Regions from separate parts of the Mus musculus genome. Here region 2 is linked to region 1. Evidence: chromatin loops called from intact Hi-C (ENCODE). Cell type or tissue: left cerebral cortex. All regions are shown on one strand. Links, peaks and the distances in the headings refer to the core of each region. The heading gives the core; the rest is flanking DNA. Region 1 has its middle 160 kb from the start of Cadm2. Region 2 overlaps Cadm2 (cell adhesion molecule 2).

Region 1 (10,259 bases), core at 1,154-9,153:
AGAATCCTATGCTTTCTTCTTTCTTCTGTAGGCACAAGGCATTCATGTGGTTCACAGTCAAAGATTCATGCAAAATGCTAAAAATGTATAAAATAAAATAAAATAAAATAAAATAAAATAAAAGTGAAGTAAAAAACAATAAAAGAATATATGTGTTCTGTGACTGTGAAAAACAACTAAGAGTTAGTGAATATAACACAAATATGAAAAAGACATATTTGCATCTTAAAATTAGTATGCAGTTTTTGAAATCATTTCTTTTTAAAAATTTTTATTGGTGGTTTTGTTTACATACATTTCAAATGTTATCCTGCTTCCCCTTTTCCTCTCTGCAACCTCCTATCCCACCCTCTCTATGCCCTGACTCTACAAGGCTGCTCCCCACCCCCACTCCTACTTCAGTCCCAACACCCGAGCATTACCCTACGCTGGGGCATTGGGCCTTCCCAGGACCAAGGGGTTCTCCTCCCACTGATGTCCAACAAGGCCATCCTCTGCTACATATACAGCTGGAGCCATGGCCCTCCATCTGTATTCCTTGGCTGGTGGGAAATCACTCTTTTAAAATAGAAATTTTTATCCTATCTTCTTTAAGAAGGAATCATGTTATATGAACATTTCCACTCATCTTCAATTTGTCATTTTGTTATAATAATTTTATGATATCTCTTTTTAAAGTACTTATCTTGGGCCTTTACCTCTTGTGTGTGTGTGTGTGTGTGTGTGTGTGTGTGTGTGTGTGTGTGTGTGTATTTGTTGTATTGAATATGAAGTACAGGTATTGCAATATTCAAACATCTAAATAATTCCATTTGAGTAATGTTTAGCACATCTTTGCATGATAGGTGGGTAGCTAGCTCCCTAACCTGTGTGATCTGCCCTTTGCAATCATTTTTTTCAAAGTAGTAATCTAGTTAACTAGTTATCGATTTCTTCATGGCAAACTACCCTAAATTTATTACTGTGCTATAATAAAGTGGTGATAAAAAGTCATGCCTCCTTTTCTTCTCCTCAATATAGATGCATATATTTATATATTTATTCATACATAGGTATATGCACATACATGTGTAGATAAGTGTATGTACAGCCATTTAGGATATACATTATCAGTTATGGTAACATTATTGAGCAGAAAAATTTTCATGTAAGAGGAAGCTTATGTACATGTATTCAGGTATACATTATCAGTTATATTAACATAGTTTGGGGAAGGCTTCATCTAAGTTTAATAAAGTCTAATAGTCAGTCAGGTCTTTTTCATGAGACAAGTCAAAATAAGTGTAATACGTCGTCCTGCCTGGAAAAAGCATATACTTTTATTTAGGTAATACTTACCTAAATTCTTTTTATTTTTCTTTTCTTTTCTTTTTTTTAATTAATTTATTTATTTTTATTTTTTCCTTCTATTAGATATGTTCTTTACTTGCACTTCAAATTTTCTCCCCTTTCTTCATTTCCTTTCCGAAAACTCCTCGATCTCATCCTCCCTCTCCCTGCCCACCAACCCACCCACTCCTGCTTTCCTGTCCTGTCCTGGCATTCCCCTTCACTGGGGCTTCTTTTTTTTCTTTTTTTTTTTTTCTTTTTCTTTTTAATGGTTTTAGAGCTTTATTGCCAAAAGGCAGGGGGAAAGAGAGGAGGTAGAGAGAGGGAGAAAGGCCGGCCATGGCCACATGGAGAGAGGGGGCAAAGGGAGAGAAGGAAGGAGGGCTAGAGATGATGACAAGGAAAGTGAGAACTTAGCTACACTGGGGCTTCTTAAATGGTACAGAATATGTAGCAAATTGCATGGGTATGGAGTGGAAAATAATAATGTTACGAGGCTAAAACTTGCTTAGACTCCAAATGAAAGCCTTGCTGGTTGGTGCGTGAAAGCAATGTAGATTCTGCAATGATAATGGCATGAACATGGGCAGACGATCTGGATAAGGAAGTCAGAGAGCAAGAGTTAGACCTGGAGCTCCAGGAAAGAACATCTAGCTAACATGCTTTCTTGCCAAGGTCTGAAAGTCCACACTAAGAACTGCAGGGCTGATGTGTTCCTTTGATAAAGCTGTGAGCTAGAAAGACAAACAGACACCAAGCGAGGTTCCTGGAAATCACTGTGCAAAAGATAGAACCATTGAATGCCCAGGGACATGATCTTTAAGGCAAATAGTAAGTGAAGACATATCCATTAAGAGGACTTTTTGACAACTTGGTGAGAGAATGAGTCAATCCTTTTTGACATCTGAAAATTCCCCTTGAATACCTTTCTAGTGTATGGAGGTAGAAAGCACACTCCAGATGGCTGTATAGCTGCTCACAGTGCTTCCCCTATTCCTAGGTCTTATCAGAAAAGCTATTGTCTTCAGAGGAGCAGAATATCTACATGTTTTGTTTTGTTTTGTTTTTTTCCCCAGGCCACAGCAAGTCCTTGTGAATAAGCAGTAGGCACATTCAAATGAGAGAGGACAGAAATATTCTCTACCTACAACCCACCATCCACTGATGGAATGATCAATATCCCTTGTTCTTAGTATCACTAAGGTTACAGGCTCCTTGATGACCACACTTATTCATACTTCTGATGGTATAATTCTTCACCAGGCTATGAATCTTTCAAGCTACTTTTCATCCCTAAATAGCCCTTAGCAACTGAAGCAGAAATATCTTGCAGACTGACATTCAACGTTGCCCAGAAATCCTGCTTCAAAACTCTGGTTCAGAGATATTTTTTGTTTGGTTTGGTTTGGTTTTTCTGGAAAAATAAATATAATTTAAGGAGCATTGCTCCTAAATTAGATGATGTTTAGGTTGAAGCCTCGGACACTCTCAGGTATGTCGTAGGTTTTGATCAGTGTGCTTGGATGAAGTTAGCAGCAAATCTGGTGAAGATAAATTGAGTTGTAGCAGGATTTTAGACAAAAGGGAATCTCTCAGTAAATGAGTCATATAAAATCAGAAATAAGACACAGAGTAAACATCACTGAGAAAGAGAAAATGTAGCAACTAAAAGTAAAACCCAACAAAATCAATAATGAAGCCAGACATATCAAACACCATACCCTCCCACATCTATGAACAATATTTTTAATTTGTGATGGACTAACCCGTCATTCAATAAGTTTAAGTAACCCCTTGCTCTCAGCTCTATGGTCTCTTTCTTGTGCTGTTAGAACTTTGTACCTGTAGTTTTCCTTATTTAGTATCCTATTTTTTTGTATGCTCCCATATCCTGATACTGTAATTCAGGATTCAAACTGCAGAGTTTTATGCACAAGCTCTTCAGGATTTTGATCAATTTCGGGTCTCACACCTTTTGGGTAGTAAAACTTTGATGTAAGCTTCCTTACCTCCTATATCTCTTGTGATTTTGATGTCTGACAAATGACTTCAATGTGACCAATGCTACATACCTTAGACAGAACTGTATCGCGACTTGCTTTTTTTACTTGTATATTCGTGTCTGCATACCTTTGCACTAAATCCTGGCAAGTACTTTCCAATGTGGCTATTTTAGAATGGAAATTTCATAAGGTAGCATTCTCAATTCTTGTAAACTCCTTTCATATGAATTAGCAATTTTATAAGCAAGCGTCTTTAATAGTTATCTACTGCAAAGTTTTAATTTTTTAGGCAATTTCTGGAACACTTTCAGATTTGTTTTTGTTTGTATTCTTCCTTTCTTTCGTTGCCCGTTTCCTCTGACTGCTTCATTTACCAACTTTCTTATTTTCCTGTCCCATGGTCTTTCCTACGAGCAATCTGAGAAAATGCGTTGACCAACTACAATCCTATAGCCTGAATGTTCTGTGGTCTTGAACATTTCTCTGCCAAACCACTTAGTCTATTATTTTTTTTAATTAAACTTTATTCAAAATTCCAGGATACAGGCAGAACACAGTCAGATCCTTCAGCAGAATTCAGCACAAATGGCTTGTTATATTTGTGTCACATCTGCAGTGACATTAAATTTCCAGCAGATTCTTTCTCTCCATCTCAGTCTTGATGAACTTCTTCGTTCCTGTTGATATTTCTAGCAGCTTTATTTTGTCTTCTATACTCCCACCAAGATGACTGATTATGTTCTGCATAAAGTATTTTATGGCTTATCTAACATGAAGCGCCAAACTTTCCCACAGGCCTCTCATAAACATATTCAGAAGTTTAAGCATCACATGTCCACATTTCCACAATAAAATACATAACCTCATCTCTTGGTACCGATTTTGGTGTTAATTACATTTTTCATCACTATGATAAAATGCCTGAGAAGACACAATTTACTGGAAAGACAGCTTAGTTTGCTTAGTTATCTTTCATCCTGGTTGGGAAGGCAGTGTGTGTCACCACACTAGTGGAAGTGGAAGGCAGCTGGTCCTTCATATCCCACAAACCAAGAAGCAGCAGCTTCAGGTTCATGGATTATTGAACACAGTGTAGTAGGCATTCATCAGCTATGGAAACCTCACAGTGGGTTGTGACCAGGGACCAAGACAAAGAAGTTACTGCCTCTTAATATTGTCATTTGAGGACAATAACCACCACATCACATCATACATATTGAAAACATTTACTGAGTTGACAAGCAGTTATGCCTGATCAATCTTACTCATCCTTGGTGTGAGTGAATAAAGTTGTTAGATTTTCTTTAAAGTGTCCAGTCACCAACAAAGAATTGGGAGTCACTTTCATAGGAATGGGTGTTGTGTTCACTAAAAAAAAAATAATCTGGACACTGGAAATACCAGTGAGAGAAACTTCATCAATCTAAAAGTCTAGGGACTATCTGTACAAATATCTTTAAGGCAAGGCTGTAAAGATGGCTTCATGGCTAAGAGCACTTATTCCTGGAGGACCCAAGTTTCTTCTGAACGCCAATGTGTTTGCATACAGTGGTCTGCAGTTCTGGTTCCAGAAGATATAGTGCCCTCTTCCGGCATCTTTAGGTACTGCATGCACACTCAGACATAAGAATCAATACTCTCCTGTAAATAAATAAATAAATAAATAAATAAATAAATAAATAAATAAGTAGGGTTGACTTTATAGCTCAGTAGTGAAGAACTTGCCTAGTTCCATCAGGAATTTTCTTACCGTGAGAGAAAAGGAACATGGGGTTGCTTTACAGTCTGAGTGGCAATATAGAATATATGTGATGGGGATGACCTGGGATGGGAGAAAAGGTATAACTTGGCCAAGTCTGGCAAAAGGACAGAAGAAATAGAGATAGATCGATTGCAAAAGAAGAACTGGCTCAAAAAGAGGGACAATGGGAATGGAGAGATTGCTCCGTGGTTAGAAACACTTGCTCCACAATGAAGATGACAGGCATTTAGATCTCAGCACTCATGCTATCAAACTGACTGTTCCCCCAAAGACCCCAGCTCCAAGAGGGGCCGATATAGGAAGGTGGATAGAACTGTGTGGTATGTAAAGAAGTTCTATTTTGTACCGTGATTCTACCTTGGCAGTCACCAGCTGTTTGTCTCAGACTCTAGTCCCTGTAAGGTAAGTTCCCAGTAAGCCTGACTCAATGACCCCTACCCAAAATTATACAGCAGTGACTATCTACTTGTTATATGAATTGCTGGTTTTATTTTGCCTTTGTAACTTGCTAATGCAAATACCCAAAGATTGTTTTGAGTTTCCTTAATCTCTTAACTAAGCAGAACAGAACAGGTTTTACTTGCCTGCATAGATAATGAAGGTCTCCCTGTGGTCTTCGCCTTTAGAGTTCTCTCTTCCTTGGCAACCTCAAATTTGACTCAGAGATCATTTGCCCTGCTAGCAGATGATCAATAATCAATGTGTGTATGTGTGTGTGTGTGTGTGTGTGTGTGTGTATGCATACATATATATATATATATATATATATATATATTTATACATACATATATATGTGTGTGTATATGCATATATATATATACATACACACACACACACACACACACACACACACACACACACATATATATATATATATATATATATATTCAAAGTAGCTGAATCAGAAGTGACAGAGGTAGGTCCAGCAAGATAATTCAGTGAGTATAGGCTCTTGCTGCCAGTCCTGATCTGAGTGCTATCCTCAAACATACATGGCAGATGTAGAGAACCAAATGCTGTGAGTTATCCAGTGACATCCAAAGTGTTCCATAGCTTTCACATGCCTACACACACACACACACACACACACACACACACACACACACACCACAGCACAAATAAATATATGTTTAAGAATTTTAAAAGACAAGTAAATGAGAAAGGCTAATAGTAAGTGTGACATTACTATACATGCTGAAAGTATAGAACTTTAGGTAAAATAAACTGCAGAAAATGAGATATGAATTTTTCTGAACAAGTAGTTTGAATCCACTGGAAATATCCAGACGTAAATGTTTCACATTAGAATTGCTAAGACGTTTATAGAAGAAAGAGAAATTCATTAATAAAGTTTTCAACCAATAGGAAAAACTAATTTATTTTAGTAGATATATATCCCTGCATCTGAATAAAAGTATTTACAAGAAAATAAAATGATAAATGAACACATTCTGAGATTAAGATTTCCTCTAGGAGGAAAAAAAACCCACTTTTGTACAGTAGTATATTCAGCAAGATATATGTAAGGGACCATACATCAAGAGGTATTTGGCATATAAGGCTAAAATAAAGAGTTAGCATCATATGTTAGGAAATTTAAAAGCATGTGATTATCTCCATAAACATGGAAAGATCATTGCCAAATTTAAAATACTTGCTCATTACAAAATGCACTGATAAGTTTTGGGACAGAATTTCATAGGTAGCATTTTACTTCATACATAGATATAAAATGCTGTCTGCATTTCTCCTAAAACCCAAAGCAAGATACAGTTTTTTTTGCTCTCACTACTTCTACAGCATTTAATATTGTCCTACTTGTACAAGGCAGCGTTCAGAACAGAAGGAAACATACATAGAAGCCTTTGGATTATACTCTATGAAATAAAACAATCACCTGTGAGATAAGATGTCTTATTTTACACCAGAAATGACAAGGACGCCACAAAGCAAAGCAAAAGAACCCAAATCAAAACCAAATCAACCAAACAAAAAGAACGAATGGCTGAGTTTAGAGACTGGTAGCGAAGACTTGCATTTCTAGTTTGTTATAGTTAAATATTTTAGATAACTTACCTCGACCACAGTGTGCTCAGATGACTGGATAAATGGATTGTGGTTTTATCTGTGATGGTTTGAGTGTCAAACGTCTCCTGAAGGCTTTGGTTCTTGGACATTTGGTCACCAGTGGGAACACTGTTTTGGAAGGCTATGGGAATGTTAAGAGATTGCTGTTTTTCTGGATAGAGTAGGTCCCTGTGATAAGGCCTTCAGACTTATAGCCCAGTTTCTCTTCCTCTTCATTCTCTCTATCTTGTGTCTCCACACGATAATCCCAGTTTCCTCCTGTTCTTTCTTAGTTTTTCATTATGGTGGCATGTAATACCCCTAGAATTTAAGCCACAATAACTCCCCTTTTTATTCTTAAATTCCTTCTTATTAGATGTTTTTTCCATAAAAATAAAACAAAAAAAGTATGCAAAACCATGGTTTGGAATAGTTGAGCATGTAAATTCATACTAAAGAAGTGTAACCCCCATCAATGTAGATGGATATCATCTGAGCTGTTGAGGGGATCAATAGAGCAACAAGTTGAATTTCTCTGCTTGAGCTAAGACATTGATCTTCTGCCTGATTTCCACATCTTGAGACTAGGACATGCTTTTCTGGTGTCAGTTCCTTTGCTTTCTGATATTCGAACTTCAACCATTTCTTTTCCTTTTTCTGCAATCCTCAGATCATGTTTTCAGCCACTTGTCATGTGAGCCAATATGTACTATAAATCTTCCTCTCCCTCTCCCTCTCCCTCTCCCTCTCCCTCTCCCTCTCCCTCTCCCTCTAATTTTAATTTTAATTTTGGTAGTCACAAACCAATGGGCTTATCAGTTGTTATCCTTGACCAATAGAGAGCCTATTATGTTAAAAGAAAGTTAAACATTTCACTTAATAGGTGGCTTTAAAGACGTTTTTAGATTTTATTATTATGATGATGATGATGATGATGATGATATGTGTGTGTGTTTGGAAGGGGGTATGCACACATGTATATAGGAGCCTGTAGAGGCCAAAGGTTTTGCACAGTCCTGGTGCATGGATTACATGTGATTGTGAGCTGTCCCACACTGGTGCTGGTAACTGAACTTGGGTCCTGTACAATATCAGGAAATGGTCTTAACTGGTGAGCCACCTGTGCAGTCTCTCTTAAGTGGTCTGTCTATTCTTCGACCTTGTCATGTTATCTGTGTAAACTAAGAGGGCAAGGTGATTAAAAAAGCAAATGTCACCAAACAAAATTACAAAAAATCTTTAAATTGAAAATTTCTAATGCCCATCACCACCTTCGTTCAAGTGCCTATAATTGGTTAAGAAATAATTTAAAACTACTTAAAAGAAATGAACTCTGCCTGTAATGAGTGAGTTCTTCAATTTCTAGTTGTTTTAATCTAGTTTGTTGATACACAGGTCTATTATTAGCTGTTGAAAATATTGAACTTAGATTTGTCTCATTCATAAGGACTAAGCTACCTATTCCATTCTTTGGTACTCAGTGTAATCTGGCTGTAAGAGACAGGGCCTTCTCTGTTTCTGTGCCCTACCTAGAAATTAAAACTGTGCTTAAGAGAGCCTTGCTCATTAGTAGAAAATAGCAGGATATATTGGACCTGAATTTGGATCCTCAGGAAGAGCAGTAAATGTTGTTAACCACTGAGCCAACTCTACTCATCAGTTTTATATTGTTAATATTAATTGAATCAAATTGTTTTTGAAAGAGATGTAATAAACTTTTGGACATGTAAATTGTATGGGTCATGGTCATTATATATATAATTTAAACTTGAAAAATGTTCTGGCTACTTGACTTTGACTTTGTATTTTTTACAAAAACAAGAAACTGAGCAATTCCTTAAGTTCTGGAAATTGATGCAAGCCGCATGATCATTTTTAAAGGTTTCCTTTCTATTAACACAATCATTTAGGAGAAAATTAAGAAGAATCTTAATAGCAGTGCTTGTCATCTTGAAAGGATTTCTTGTCATGGAAAAAAAGTCCATTAACCAATTGTAGATAAAAGCAACCAATAATTTTCATTTATATGAAATTATAACCAGAAAAATTTATATGTATGCTATTTTATTAATTTATAAATAGTGTGTCTACATTAAAAAAACAGAAATGTTTTTTCTGTTTGCTATTACTGGAATTATAGTAAATAAAATTAACTCCAAATATTATATATTTGCTATGAGAAAGGTAGTCATAGAGATTTTTAAAATTGTATACTATAACTTTAACTACTTCTAAACCAGCCTATCCTTAAGATTAATTTGAACACACTGTGACTTATAAAATAACTGAATGTGCAACCAACTTTTAAAGGTCATGGGGAATTGAAAAGGGGTGGATGGGTAGGACAGTTAAATGCCTTTTTTTTAGGTATGAGTTTTTCTGTAAAGCCTTCGAGAAACCTTTGGCCCAGAAAGTGGTTGAGGAGGGATTAAATTCTTGCAGGGGAAAAAAGTTTGTTCCCTGAAGGTATTATAAGGATCCCAGCTGTTGGGGTACATACTCCCTGGTTATGATTGGCACTGAAATGTCAAAGCTCAAAATCCCAAGCCACTAAATTGCCTGCCTTAATCAGACAAAGCTTGCCTGCTCCCCACTGCTCTGGGTCAGTCAGGAGCTGTCTGTCTCACATTCGCTCAGTCTCTCGACTGAGTTTACACTTCTCCTGTCCATTAATTATTTCAGACTTTTTTGTTTGTTTTCCTTCAGAGAATCTTTCTTCTCTATTATATTGCTTGAAAAATGATATCAATTAAAGAAGGTTGACTTATAACACTACCCAAACTATAAGACATTTTTGCTGTATGGAGAAGATAAAAAATATATTTGTTCTTTGAATTAACTATTCAAATATGATATAATCTGATTTTATATTTCATTTGCTATGAAGACATATTAAAAACATTTTCTCTTTAAATAGTAGTAAATAATGAAATCTTTTATTATTAATATAATTTTCTATAAAATACCATACATGCCCCTGCATATTATATATTATTTACATATTTTACACATATATACATATTTTGTATATACATATTATATATATACTATTATATACACATTATATATACATATTATATATTATATATGTGTGTGTG
Region 2 (8,000 bases), core at 1-8,000, 690 kb before region 1:
ATTTTGCAAAATGTTGTTAGTTGATTCATAATGCTTCATAGTTTGACATAAATGTGAACTTATTAATGAAACCAACTAGAAATGTCTCTTGACAAATTCCCATTTATCAAATGTCTTTTATTTGATACTAAGATAGATAGCAAAAATAGGTCAATATTTAGGTCAATTATACCAAGACCCTCTCTGGAATAAATCATATCTCTATTTGAAAAGGGAAATTTGATTAGTAATTTATGCAATACTAATTAGTTTCTAGCCACAAGCCACCTTTTACCACCCGCATCAACCTTTCCTTCCAACACCTTAGGGTTACTTCCAATCATCTTCTAAAAGTTGTTTAACCTACAGTTTCCTTAGGGGATAATTTTCAAACCACCCTTTAAACTACCACCCACAGTTTGCCACAACCCAAGTCAGACCAAACAGATTATTCCTTCAGCCTTCTCTTCAGTGGAACTAAGGAAGTACTTAGCGTGATGGTCACCAAGCTCTTGTGTAAATTCCTTTACTCACATTGTTGCTTATAAAAAAAAGTGGACCAAATTGTAACTTAAGTGTAGGTTGTTATTTTCAAACATGGCTTAAAAATAATAACCTGTCAGTAGTCACATAGATCCAAAGTTTCACAAGTATGAATTATATAAACAATTTAAGTTTTAAATAAGTAATATATATAAAAATATGGAACATATATCCTGGCATCTCTAAAACATTAGGGAATAGCCACTGATGACTATTTAGCGAAGTGAAAATATTAGCCTCTCTGGGACATTTAGATTAACCAATCTAGATCATGAATTCCACACCCACATGCATGAAAATAGTTAAATACACTACAACAAAAATATTTTTTAACCTGTACACATGCCTAGAACACTATGTGTATGTGTGTCGTAAATAAAAATTCTGAGCCTATATTCTTTAAGAGAAAGCCATACATTATTTTAAATATCTTTGGAAAGAAACAGTTTAAATTATATTATCAGTTTCAATGCGCAAGTTTTACCATTATCCTAAGAAAATCAAAAGTTTAATTATCCAGAATAAATCAATAGCTCTTCTATTACATATTAGCAAACTTGACACTAACCATTAAGTAACAAGAAACCATGGAATGAATCCACTAAATCTACACTTTAGACACAATAGTCTGACATTACCATAAGGGATGAGATTGCTGAGGGCAAAGATCAGATAGAAGGCCTTTAGAGGACACAGGACGAGAAAATTAGATTCTAAATAAGCACAGCATCTTTAAAGACACAATGGGATCAGGGAAAGAATGGAGGAGATGTGACAAAGTCATGGTCAGTGCAGTACTGGGGATGGATGGGTTGCGATGAGAAAGATGAGAAAAAGAGCAAATAGAGATGACTGAAGTTACCAGAGCATTGAATTTTTGTGTGTGTGTGTGTGAATTGTAAGATTTACGACATAAGTTCATCACTCAAATCTAGTTGCTGAAAACTACTTACACACCATATAAATGAGTTCCATTTGATAATGCCATTTCCTCTAAAGGTACCTAGGAAACCTTTAATGAGTTGATTGACCGATTGTTCTTTTTATATCTCTGTGTGGTGTGTGTCTGTGTTTTCATGTGTATGAGCACAGATATGAGTGTATATGCAAGATACACCTACAGCTGACATAGGAAGCCCTTGATCAATCTCCACCTCATTCATTGAGGTGAAAAGGGTCTCTTACTTTGACCCTGTTCTTTTCATACCGCTAGTTTAGATACTCACGCACTTGGGGTTTCCTATGCTTCCTTCTTCAGACTCCATCCCAGTATTCCAATTACATTCTGGCTCTTGACAATAAAAATAGTAATAGTAATAGTAATAGTAATAGTAATAGTAATAGTAATAGTAATAGTAGTAGTAATAATAATAGTAATAGTTATAGTAATAGTTATAGTAACAGTAGCAGTAGCAGTAGCAGTAGCAGTAGCAGCCCAGAGTTTTGGGTAGGCTGAGGTGGGAATTCCAGTCCTTGGGCTTGTGTAACAAGTACTTTATCTGAAGATCAAGTTCTTTTCTTATTAATTTTTAGAAGAAAATAAAACAGGACTGAGATTCTCTTCACACTTTTAACAACTGTAGATTTCAGTAAGCCAGACTTTACATTATAATACCTCTAATACTGGGGATCTTAATTTGAAATGCTTCACCCTTAGTTAATTTTTAAGAGTTTCAAAACTCTGCTAAATTCAAAACACAAATAAATAGATGGGAAATATATGAATGTCTCTACTATGCAATCACAGATGAGAAGGTAAAAAACTGTTATCAATAGCAACAGAAATTAGAAACTAATCAGAAATAATGTTAAATGAAGATGGCTTATAGCCGAATATTTAATCTGATGTAATTGAAATTTAAATTCATATTATGCAATAGAATAAGAATACAATCATCACTTCCCTTTTATCAGTGCAGGCGAGTGGTATCAGTTTGCACAATCAAATTCCATTGCGGAGTCTCACTATGGTATTTTGTGAAGAATAGCTTGAGAAAGTGATGCTGATGAATAAATTATACATTCAAACACTTGAGCTGCATATAAATTTCCCTTCTGGAAGTGCTATTCAAAAAGAAACTCCAGAGTCTTGATCTACTTAGAGTATTTAAAAAATAAAAGAAAGAAGAAGAAAAACTTTACCTTTGCCCTCTTTTTAACCTCATTTAACTCCCATTACAGTGCATCTTCAACATATCAGATTGAAAACCTATTTTAAAGGAAAACCAAATCCTTACCTTGCTTAGGAAGTTACAAATTATCTATCCATTGCCTTCTCACAGGGCAGGAGTGACTATAGTACCCTCTGACTCATCATTTAGAACATCCTCTAACGTCCTTACTGATATTTTTAAGCTTCTATGTAATTGGCAGTACATATGCAGCAGAACGCATGCTGTCTTGATGCTTTTTCTAAATTAGAAATCTATAAACAAGTGGAAAATGAGGAAAGATGCATCGAGAAGTGTGAACTGCTCCTATCATGTGCGAGGGATATTTCAATGGACCAGGAGACTTGACTGTCTGAGAAGAAGCAAAACATGCAATTCATTTATACAATATACATGAGTTCTTTAAAAGTGCCATTTAGTAATCTGGTCTTGTGAAAGGGTCCAATGAAAGAACTGGTACAGGCTATGTGGTGTGGTTTGAATGAAAAACGTTTCCTGTAGGCTCACTGGGAGGTGCAGTTTGGGATGTAATGCATCCTTTACAAGGTGATGGCTTCCCTAGAAGAAGAAGCTTAATAGCCTGGCCACACTCCCAGTCCATTCTCTCACTCCTGACCGATAGGCAGTGTGAACAGCGGGTGAGCTCCTTATCCAGCCACTCTCCTTTCTCTTCTCATGATGGAATGTATCCCTTCAGACTGTAAACCCTAATAGGCTTTGCCTGTTGTTTGTTTGTTTGTTTGTTTGTTTGTTTGTTTTTCAGGGAATTGCTTCTGTCAAGAATTTTGTCACAGTAAGGACAAAATGCTATGACAGTATTTGATTATTTAAAAAAAATTAAAAATTTCTTTAACAATAGAATTCACAGACAACAGTATGGATTTTAAGATATTTAAATATTTTAGTATTTTCAATCCTTGTCTTTTACATATAGCTAAATCATACCATAGTATAAGTAGTTCATTAAGAAGTAATCAATAGTGTACAATACACAATTTACTATTAGTCTAAAATACAGGCATAATTCATAGAATACTCAGATTATGTGTGTTTATTTTATTCCATATAATATCAATGATAAAGAAAAATACCTTCCCTAGTAGTTTATTCTAGAAAGATTTGGTTTTGTGAACTGTTTGATTAACTAAATTAACTTCCAATTTTTCCTTCAGTGGAGTCTTTTCTCAGTAACTTTTTGTGAATACTAATCATCTATTTTAAAATACAATGAGGGTTATTTTTCTATATGAAGAATGAATAAAAAAAGAGAGGTATCTTACTTTAATAGTTATCTGTCAGCTGGAATTAATAATTTTATGAAAGCTGAATGCATCTTTTAAATCATATCTTTCAAAATGCTGGCATTTATAGAAAAATGTAACATTGGAAGAAAATATGAAACAAAATAGGGTTTGCAATGCTTCAATTTGTAATCCTAGGATGATAAACATAAAAATGATAAAAATGCCTCTTGTATTTTATTTCACAGTTCTACTATACTAAAGGAAAATTAGTTTCTAGTTATGAGTTACATGTCTTTGTGCCTTGGTATGTGTGTTGGAGGTGTGCTTGCACAAGTGTGTGTGTGAGAGTGTGTGTGTATGTGGGTGTGTGTGTGGGTGTGTGAGTGTGTGTGTGTGTGTGTGTGTGTGTGTGTGTGTGTGTGTGTATGTGTGTGTGTGTGTTTTACATGGTACCATTTTAAGGTGAGTTTGGGAAGGAGTACTTCATACTCATCTTCGATGATGTGTCAGATGATTAGCAAGTGTAACAGGACAAAAAGAGATACCCAGATTTGATGTTGCCTAGTCATTACCAGATAAGTTTGGGTCTCAAATCCATTTGTTCTGTCTGTAGGAGCTGAGCTTTTTCTCAGGTTTGAGGACAGTATGCCTGCAGTTCTGAGGTACAGACACTAGATGACAGCCTTGTCTGCCTCTAGTTGCAAGTAATTATAAAACCAGTGAAAGTTATCTCCAATGATGAAACTGCTGAAAAGAGTTGTGTCTGTGGCCTCCGTAATATCTAACAGGATTTTAAAAGTTTACAGTGTGAGAAGTCCTATTACTTGGTTTCACGTGATTCACTATGAATACAAGCACATATTAGGAAATGCCATTTTCAATGTTGACATTTCCCATGAATTGTATTAAAACCCCACACTTCTAAGAGAACTTGACATGATTAGAAATGAGAGACCTGAAGTTAGAGATGTTCAGAGGTCTTTCTATTTTGAACTATGGCTATGTTTTGGTGTCATTTAAAACTTGATAGTCATGCTATGACTGATAGGAGTGATTAGCAGAACCAGCTTCAGCTATGGATTTCCAGGGAAAAAAATAGATTTTGAATGTATCTGGCTTGATATAAGTTACACTTCATCTTAACACAAAGCATAAAAGACAGACACTTTCATTGTACCCATCCAGAATAAAAGAAAAGAAAATCTTGCATGTGTAGATGTGTCTTCTAAGTATTTTCTGTTACACACTATACCAAGTTGAATATTGTCTGTTGTTATTTAATCTGGCTATTGTTGAACATTTCTATACTTTCAAAGAAGACAAATAAGTTGGTCTTTAAAGATCAGTAATGCCACAAGAAGATAACAGATTGTGGATCTGTGCATGGTTCAGTCAGTCAGGGAACATATTTCTGTGATCAACTCCTGAGGATGCAACAGAAAGGCATACTTGTGACTACACATCACTTCTCAGACCTGGAAGCTGAGGGCAAGTGGGCTGAAAATGAGTAAATTACACTGTTTCGTTCAGGCAAAGTATACTTTCAGACAGAAGCAAATTGGGGGAGGGACTCTCGTGGTGGGGTACCAGGAGGGGACTGACTGGGAGGAAAAATATGTAAATAAACAAATAAATAAGTCCCCATTAGTACCAAAGACCCAAAGTTTTACTACATTAGCAGCATTTCAGCCAAGGATGCATTAATTAAACACAAAGGCAAACCATGTTCTTAAGCAAACTCCCCCTGTTTATGCTAAGCATTGATTGACAGGAGTGAGCATCAAGATTTAACCTCCCATTTCCACTGCTAACATATAAAGGCTATATCCAATCCTAACACACTACCCTAGACTGAAGACCAAAAATGATGTTGGTTTCAAAGGCAAGGTTTGCTCTGAACAGAGTATAATCTTTCATGGCTTGGGAAACTTGGTAAAATGATGAGCAGAGGGCTTCAAAGACAAATGCATGGGGATCTTTGACCAATACTATATAGCGGGTATCACCTGAATGAACCCATCTTCATCATAGACAGCTGAGAAGAGTAGCAGAAGTTTAATAGATAAGTATTTTTATGTGCATTAGTGCAATAGACTTAATTGGTACCTATGATATGGAGAGGCTATTGAAAACTTGTCCTTGTCTGTAGACACGGCATAAAGGCAATCAATCTAATGCTATTAAGTGTGAGTAGGCCCAGACATTCTAAATCGAACAAGTCTAGAGACAACATAAGAGTGATTTAGAGAATGTCCTGAGGTAGTTTATCTCTGAACATTAATCTGGAGACTTTGTTTTATAATAAATAACAAGCCAAAGAAATGTATTACCCAAGTTCAAAGCCTGGGTTGTCTAATTTGTTGCGTTTCATAATGTTATAATGGTCAGAGATAATGTAAATGCAGTCATTAAAATCACAGACTTTAACTGGCAGGTAGCGAACATTCACAATTCCAGCATCTGAATTATGAGAAAAGAAGGTTCCAAATTTGAAAACTGTCTTAGCTATAAAAGGAGGGTTTTTTTTTTCAAAAGGATTTTTTTAAAGGACACAAAAAGCATCCATCTATAGGTTGAATTGTTCTGGGCATTTAGATATTTAAATAAGCCATTGTTGCCTTTTGTTAAATGAGATACTTTTCCCATCTCTGCCATGAGACATTTTCTATTAAAATATATTACTGTGATTGGGGATTTATCTCAGTGTAAGAGTACTAAACAAAGTCCTGAGTTCAGCCCTAAGCCTCAGAAAAGTGAATAAATAAGTATAATAAAATAATTCCCTAACAGAAATTATATATATATATATATATATATATATATATATATATATATATATACTCTCATTAAGATTATATTCATTTAAATGCATGTATGCTTTTTGCATATGTTTAAATCTTTTTTGTATTTGAAATTTAATACAGTGAGAATTCTTATAAAATTTTAAATAATATTCTCATAAATTTTAATAAAATAATAATCTCATAAACCAGGCTTGATTTTACTTGTATAATGAACTCACAGTTAAAATGGAATTATTTTCAAATGTACAATAGAATTGATAGATGGCTTACAGAAGTCTACATTAAAGGGACAATAAGTTCAATCTAGTAGAAAGCTATAATATGTGCTCATCACCAACATTTTGCAGCAAAGTATTAAAAAACACACTGATATAAACAAAGAATCATCAATATTTAAAATCAAAACATTAAACTATTTTAATCTAATTAACTTCTACTGTTGTTTCATTCTGCCTTTGTTGCCAGTGCATGGCATACATAGACAACAGTTCTACAGTAGATAAAGGATCTACAAACTTTCAGCATACAAGAAAACAACTGAAATGATATAAATCAAAATTTCATAAATGTCTCACTCTAAGGGCATTATTCTAGTTTTCTAAATTTTATAACTCAACTGAAAAAATTGAGGAAAGTTATTCATATAAAATATGAGTGCCTTAAAAATGCATTCTAAAATTTTATTAGGTTTATCTTACTGTACAGATTTCAATCTAAGATGAGAATTTTATGTCTAATTAAGAATGTTGTGTATAATTAGTTTGCAGAATGATCCAAACAAAGAAGGGATAGGAACACGCCCAGATAATAAGTGACTAGTACTGTAGATGAAAACACAAGAACAGGGAGAGTCTCCGAAACATCTGGACCTACATGCCTCCTCAGATAAACTTAAAATCATGACATAAGTCTCTCTTTCCTTCACAGCCACACTCTAGTCCATCACATATCTGGTGAGACTCACACAAAATTTAGAATACTTTCCATGGATGATGATGCGACAGATAATTTATCAAGGATTTTTAGAGCACATGCATCTACCAGTTTGTGTCACAACTACCTGGTAATAACCTGCCTTAAATCTTTTATCACTTTATGGACCATAGGGCCTGATTTACAAGGAATAATGAAGATTTGTAACAGCTAAAGATTATTTTTAGGATGAAAAATTGATATCCATCATGTGTAATAAATGTCCTTAAAATAAAAGATGGTTTTTAAAGCTCTAAAATGGTCTCATTTATATAATTATTAATTGA

Evidence for each region. Peaks named below come from ENCODE experiments on the same cell type or tissue, not always from the same donor. Only the 100,000 strongest peaks of a DNase experiment are listed, where the experiment ranks them.
Region 2: a loop joins it to region 1, with 6 times the contacts of the local background. A loop is called at or near these places in 4 of 42 quality-filtered maps.

What each region holds. Positions count from the first base shown.
Region 1 is chr16:67,771,379-67,781,637 of GRCm38, forward strand. No RefSeq gene overlaps it. Among named protein-coding and RNA genes, the nearest start is that of Cadm2, 160 kb to the left of the region's middle. In left cerebral cortex, for the core only: a CTCF peak has its summit at 4,923 (motif pointing left); DNase peaks (open chromatin) are centred at 2,672 and 4,920.
Region 2 is chr16:67,085,336-67,093,335 of GRCm38, forward strand. All of the region lies in intron 1 of Cadm2 (cell adhesion molecule 2), which reads right to left. Among named protein-coding and RNA genes, the nearest start is that of 1700010K23Rik, 430 kb to the left of the region's middle. In left cerebral cortex, for the core only: a CTCF peak has its summit at 4,613; a DNase peak (open chromatin) is centred at 4,599.